Linked DNA regions of Homo sapiens: region 2 is linked to region 1. Evidence: chromatin loops called from intact Hi-C (ENCODE). Cell type or tissue: heart right ventricle. All regions are shown on one strand. Links, peaks and the distances in the headings refer to the core of each region. The heading gives the core; the rest is flanking DNA. Region 1 has its middle 38 kb from the start of NEURL1B. Region 2 overlaps LOC105377727 (a long non-coding RNA gene).

What was found. Peaks named below come from ENCODE experiments on the same cell type or tissue, not always from the same donor. Only the 100,000 strongest peaks of a DNase experiment are listed, where the experiment ranks them.
Region 2: it touches region 1 in a loop (2.6-fold over the local background); 3 of 110 quality-filtered maps call a loop at or near these places.

What each region holds. Positions count from the first base shown.
Region 1 is chr5:172,601,960-172,604,866 of GRCh38, forward strand. No RefSeq gene overlaps it. Among named protein-coding and RNA genes, the nearest start is that of NEURL1B, 38 kb to the right of the region's middle. RefSeq lists an enhancer at 548-1,126. In heart right ventricle, for the core only: no CTCF peak of the experiment used is centred there; a DNase peak (open chromatin) is centred at 1,717; H3K27ac peaks cover 2,500 bases.
Region 2 is chr5:172,485,199-172,488,105 of GRCh38, forward strand. All of the region lies in intron 1 of LOC105377727 (a long non-coding RNA gene), which reads left to right. Among named protein-coding and RNA genes, the nearest start is that of SH3PXD2B, 32 kb to the left of the region's middle. In heart right ventricle, for the core only: no CTCF peak of the experiment used is centred there; a DNase peak (open chromatin) is centred at 1,483; H3K27ac peaks cover 1,697 bases.

The DNA of each region.
Region 1 (2,907 bases), core at 241-2,740:
CCAGGGCACAGGCCTGAAGGCAATAGGATCCAGCCCAGAGCTGGGTGGAAGCTCAGCCTTCCATGGAATATAGGGAATTTGGGGGAGCAGATGGGTTGCTGAATAAAAACTAGGAAGGGGAGAAAGTGCAGGTATGTTGTGCAGGCAGTCATTCAGACCCCCAACCTCCTCTTCTTAGTGAACTACATTAAGACATCATTCTGGGAATATTGCACTGAATACAATTATTTCCCAGTTTCTCATGTGTAAAATGGACGTGCAATTGGACCAGGCCTTTAAATCTAGGATGATTATTCATTTTTAATCAGTCACACTTTGGCTTGGGACACCATAAGAGTAGCTGGATTGGTTGATACCATCAGAATGCTTGCCTTTGTTCCCCAGACCCTAGCCTGACCCCACTGTGACCCCCTCCAGTCCCTGCTTGAGCTCCTCCTGTTACAACTTTGCCCCCATAAGAAGCAATCCAAGCCCTCTGTCCAGGCATCGTGATCTTTGGAGCTCTGCCTCCTGCCTGCTGTCCCAGCTACTGTCGCCAAAAAAGGAAGAATGGGTCCAGCCTGGACCTTGGGCTCATCTCAGGTCCCCAGTGGAGTCAGCATCCCCAAAACCACAGAGATCCCTCAACAGAAACAGGAACTGTCGGGAGAGGGACCCAGGACATGGTCACTTAAGGCCAAGTGTCAAATACCCACTCTACCCTATCCCAAGGCCCCCTGGTTGTGTTCCCTCGGGCAAGTCCCTTCACTCTCTGAGCCTCCATTTCTCCGTCTGTGAAATGGGAGCATTGATAACTGTCGCCCCGTGGGATAGCAGCAGGAGGTCTGTGTTCAGCAGACATCTTCCCCTCCTTGTCCTGCCAGAGTGGCGGGGCTGACGTGGCAACGGTTGCCTCACCCTCCTGTACTTCCCTCCCCTCCTCCCTTCTCCCTCTAGGCTTCCTTAGACGCCCCTCATCCTGGTGACCCCTTGCATGTGCCCAGTGTCCCTCCAGGCCCCCTCGGCCCACATGGAGGGCACTTTCCCAGCCCAGGCGACTCCGGGACAAATGGATTTTGGAAAGAGCCTAGCCCTGCCTCCTGCCAGTGCCTTGGAGAAGACAAAGAAACAGGGGTCAGGGAGGGGACAGGGAGGGGGCAGGCAAGCCCTGTCCCAGCAGCCTTGGGGCCCCTGGCCGGGCAGGGTTTCCGTGAGCGGTTCTCCATTGCTCCCAAAAATAACCAAGTGTGTATCTCGTCGGCCTCACGCCGCAGATGTTTAGGATAAACCTTCGTAAATCTCTGTTAGAAAAATGCTGAAAATCAGAGGAACGTGGCAATGGCCACAGACTCACAATTTCTCTCTCTCATCTCTGTTTCTAACTCCATCTCTCTTCTCTCTCCATCTCTGTCTCTCTGTGTTCTTTCTCTCTTGTTCTCTGAGTGTCGCCTTCTCTGTCTGTCTCACTATCCCTTTCATTTCTTCCTTTCCTCAGCTCTTTCCCCCGTTATTAAGCCATGAGAGAGGCCTCAGCCTACCAGACGCCCACGGAGCACATATTTTAATGCGCCTTCACAGTCTTCCAGAAAAACAGATGCAACATCTACGACATTCTTCCTGCTCGCTGCAACAGCAATTAAAGAGAGGATTGGGTGAGGGGGGAGGCCTGGGGAGAGGATGCGGGGAGAGGAGAAAAGAAAAGCTCCTTGTCGGGGCTGCTTCTCAACAAAGGGAGTCGACGGTGCACGGGGCTGCTTGTGTGACCGTCTAGCACTATGACATCTTTCTCCCGGAACGTCAGCTTGGGGAGGGTGGCTGGGCTGATGGTGGCTCGGTCAGCAAAGCCTGGCATTGGAGAGGCAGTCAGGGTAACCAGGGCCCAGGCTGGGGCTTTCTTTGCCAACATGATGTTGGGAGAGAGCACAGGATTCTGAGCCCTGCGTTCGGAGCCAGGCTACTTGGGCCTATTGGAACCCAGGCAGCTTCAACCCATTCACTCCCTCACTCATTTGTTCATTCGACAAGCATGTGCAAAATCTACAGCTGTGTGGCAGGACCACGGGGTAAATCATTACAGCACAATACGAGGGCGAGTGTGAACAAGGGTCACCTGGTGGTCCCAGTGGCCCTTCCAGGGGAGATGGCTCAAGTCTGAAGGGTGAGAAAGGCTTAGGTGAACGGGGTGGGATGGGCAGGAGTCTCCATGAGGAACTGAACTCCCACAGAGAGCACTGCAATTTACAAATGAGAAAACCAAGGATGCCCAAGAAGCTGAGAACCCAATGAGTTTGCACAGGATGGCAGAAGACCTTCAAGAAGGTATGGAAGGTTGTCCAGACCCCAGCATCATCCGTGCTGCCATCAACCAGAGCTCAGCCTCAGACGCCAACAGGGGAAGACAGAGGCCATAAGTAAGTGAGGCTCACCAGCCAGGGACCAGCACAGAACTCAAGGATGTATGCCCGTCAATGAGGGTACCAAAGATTGCCATGTGTGACTGATTGCCCAAGTTTTCATGAGAAGATCAGATATGCAGACTTTTTTAAAAAAAGGTGAAATATTATTTTCAAATGATGGTGACTTAGTTACTCTTTAAAATATTGATGGGCCAAGCTAAATCCATCGGCAGGGCATGTGGGGTCCTCGGCTGCTGTTTGTTAACCTTTGGTTCATTCTGAAGTACCACGTGACAGCAGGCTCCACCTAAGCCCAGCATTTAGTAAGAGGCAGGCCTGATCTTCGTGGTCCCTCCAGAAGCCTTGTTTCCAGAGGGCATGTCAGTACCCACTTGAGCAAACTCAGGCCCCAGCACCCTGGCAAAGTCGATAGGCCTTGCCTTCTGCTTTCAGCCTTGGGCTTGAATCCTAACCCTGATGCTAAATAGTTGTGAAATCCTGAGCAAGTCCCGTATTTCTTTATCCTTCACCT
Region 2 (2,907 bases), core at 186-2,685, 120 kb before region 1:
GTGTGTGTGTGCATGTGTGTGCTGTGTGCATGCTCGTGTGTGTGTGCATGTGTGTGGGGGATCAAGTCCACCAATCTTCTTTGAGACTCCTTCCTACTGGGTTGTCTCTGGATTCAAGACAGTGTCTAATTTCCTCTGTAACTCTGAGACCTGGCATGGGGCTTGTCACAGAATGGCCTCAGGGAATTTGGTGGAATCAAGAAAATGAATAGGATCCTGGGGTGGGTGAGAACCCGGTTGGCTGCTATGACAACTGTAGCATGGAGGACTCAGAGCAGCCTGGGTCCTGTTGATGATCTGGGAGGTTTTGCAGTAATTTTTCTGTGAAATGGCTTGGGGAGTGGAAGGCAGTTTCCATTCTCACCATCTTGGAAAGACGGTGCCCAGAAGCATGGAGCAGGGTGTGAGGAGGTGACAAGAGTGCTCTCCCAGGAACAGAGTTCTCCCACTTCCATGTCCTCAACTGTGCATTGCCATAACTACTCCAAGTCTGCATTTGTTTACTGAAGACCTACTATGTGCCAGTCTCTTGGCTGAGCACTTTCCAATCAGCTGTGGTCCATAAGCCTCTCCAGGGCGGGAGCTGTGTCTATCTTGTCAATAACACAATGCCAGGCACATAGAAGGTGCATAATACATACTTTGTGAGTGAGTGAATGAATGAACAAATGAATGAATGAAATGAGTGAGTGAGTGACTCTGGCTGCTGCCTCACATAAAAGATAAAAGGAAGTTAGCCTTGGAAAAGTTAGGCAAAGGGAGGATAGGCAGAAGGGTGAGTAGGATGGGAAGGATGTTCCAGGCACAGGAAGCCGCATATGCAAAGGCCCTGTGGTGAGAAGAAGCTTGCAATTGGAACCCAGTCTCCATAAATGGCTCTTTCATCATACCCCATGGTCCTCTGAGGTAAGTCCTTTTATTACCACCACTCTCAATTTGAAAAGTCCTTTCCATCCCTCCAAAAGGTTATGGAGAACATATAGAATAGTGAATTGGAGTACAGACTGCCTGGGCCTGGGCCCGGCTCTGCCCCTGAATAGCTGTGTTTACCTGGGGTACTTGTTTCAGTGTTTTTATCTGCCAAGTAGAGGCAACAGCAGAACCTACCTCATGGGGTTTTTGTGTCACTAAATGGGCTCATAGAATATATTATTATCTCGTGGGAAGCAGAGCTGTGCTGAGTCAAACCTAAACTCAGTGCCTTGGTTAGACAACCCTCTTGGAGGGCAGAAGGACAAGAGCGTTGGCCATCCCCTACTGCAGGTGGGAGCGTGCAGTCAGGCCTGTTCCAGCCTCTCTCTTCTGCCTGAGTCCCCCGCCCCTTGGCGTTGATCAGAAAGGACATTGGGGCAGAAGATTTGTCCTTTGTATGAGGCCTCCATGTTCTGAGAGTTGGTGACGGTGATGGGCCCGTTGTCTCTGTTTCCAGACAGTTCCAGACAGGACCAAGCGTGGCTGCGTCAGAAAAGCATGGAGTGAGACAAAGCTGCTATTTTAAGGCAGCTGCGGGAGCTCGGAGGGCGCGCCTGTGTTCTCCTGTCACAGGCTTGTCAGAGTTGCTGGAGTGAGCTTGGAAGTCAGGGCAGAGGGGGCAGGACAAGGAGAGGAGGGGTCCTCGGCTGACTCACAGACAGACTTGGGAAAGCCAGGGTCCCAGAGGAAACCAGACACAGCAGGGGGAACTTCAACAGGGGCATCTGTATGGGGCAGGGAAAATGTTTATAATCACAGGCTGTGCAAATGGCCATAGAGATCATTTAGGCAAATGCCCCCATTTCACAGGTGAGAAAACTGAGGTGAGAGACGCAAGTGTGGTGGAGGGGCAGAGGCTTCTTTTCTTTGTAAATCAGTGAAGCATTTTGTTTTAAATAATCACCGTATTAAATAGTATTAATCGTATTAAATATTATTATTTATACTTATATTTATAATAATAATAATTATTATTAATACCGTATTAAATAGTATTAAATAAGGTATGGCACATTAATACTATAGTCCTTTGTCATATTTAAAAAAACAAAAAAGATCTGTGTGAACCAACTTAGATTTCTAAGACTTGTTAAGAGAAAAAGAAGTTGTAAGAGAACGTGTACAGCATGTACTTATTAAAAAACAGAGGCAAAGCAAGATTTCCTATTTCAGTAGGTCCAGGTATGGCTATCAAGGCTTTGAGAAAGTTCTGGAAGGATGTTAGCCAAATGGAGTAGGATGGTCAACCTTCAGAGGGGACGGGATGGGGAGTGTGGGGCAGGGGACCTTCACTTCATCAGGATTGTTCCAATTGTTAAGAGAACCTTTTCATGTGTTACTTTTGTCGTTAAAACACAGGATACATAATATTTTTTAAAAATTGTTTTCCAAAGGCTTGTTTGGCCTTGAGGCTGGATTTGTCCAGAAAGCATTTCTCTCCTGGGTATCAAACCCTGTGAAACCCTGGCCTCTCCTCTCTGAAGCCTCACCCTGCTCCCGCTCCCCCACCACACACTGGATTTTATAAAATACAGAAAAATGATAAAAATGCTAATTAAAAGACATTCACTCAACTCCTTCTGCCCGAAGGAAGGCCATGAGAAGATGCTTTTTCTCATGATGCCTCAGGCTTCCAGGAAATTCCCGAGCCCTGGGGGCAAGGCCTGTGGGGGTGCATCACCTCCCAGAGAAGCGATCAGAGGTAGGGATGGAGCCCCTGCGTCCCTCTTCAGAGCGTGGGGTGCTTCCGCTTCGTCACTTCCCACTCTTTGTCTTGAGATAAGCAGTCAGCACCCTGGACACGCTCTTCCCAGAAAAACGCACAGTTTTCATTATTTAACAATGTTTGCATATTTGCTAGTTTTTCAAAATTAATTTTTAGGAGCATGAATAAAATAAGAATACATTCTCCACGATGGGAAAGGGAGTTCAGGA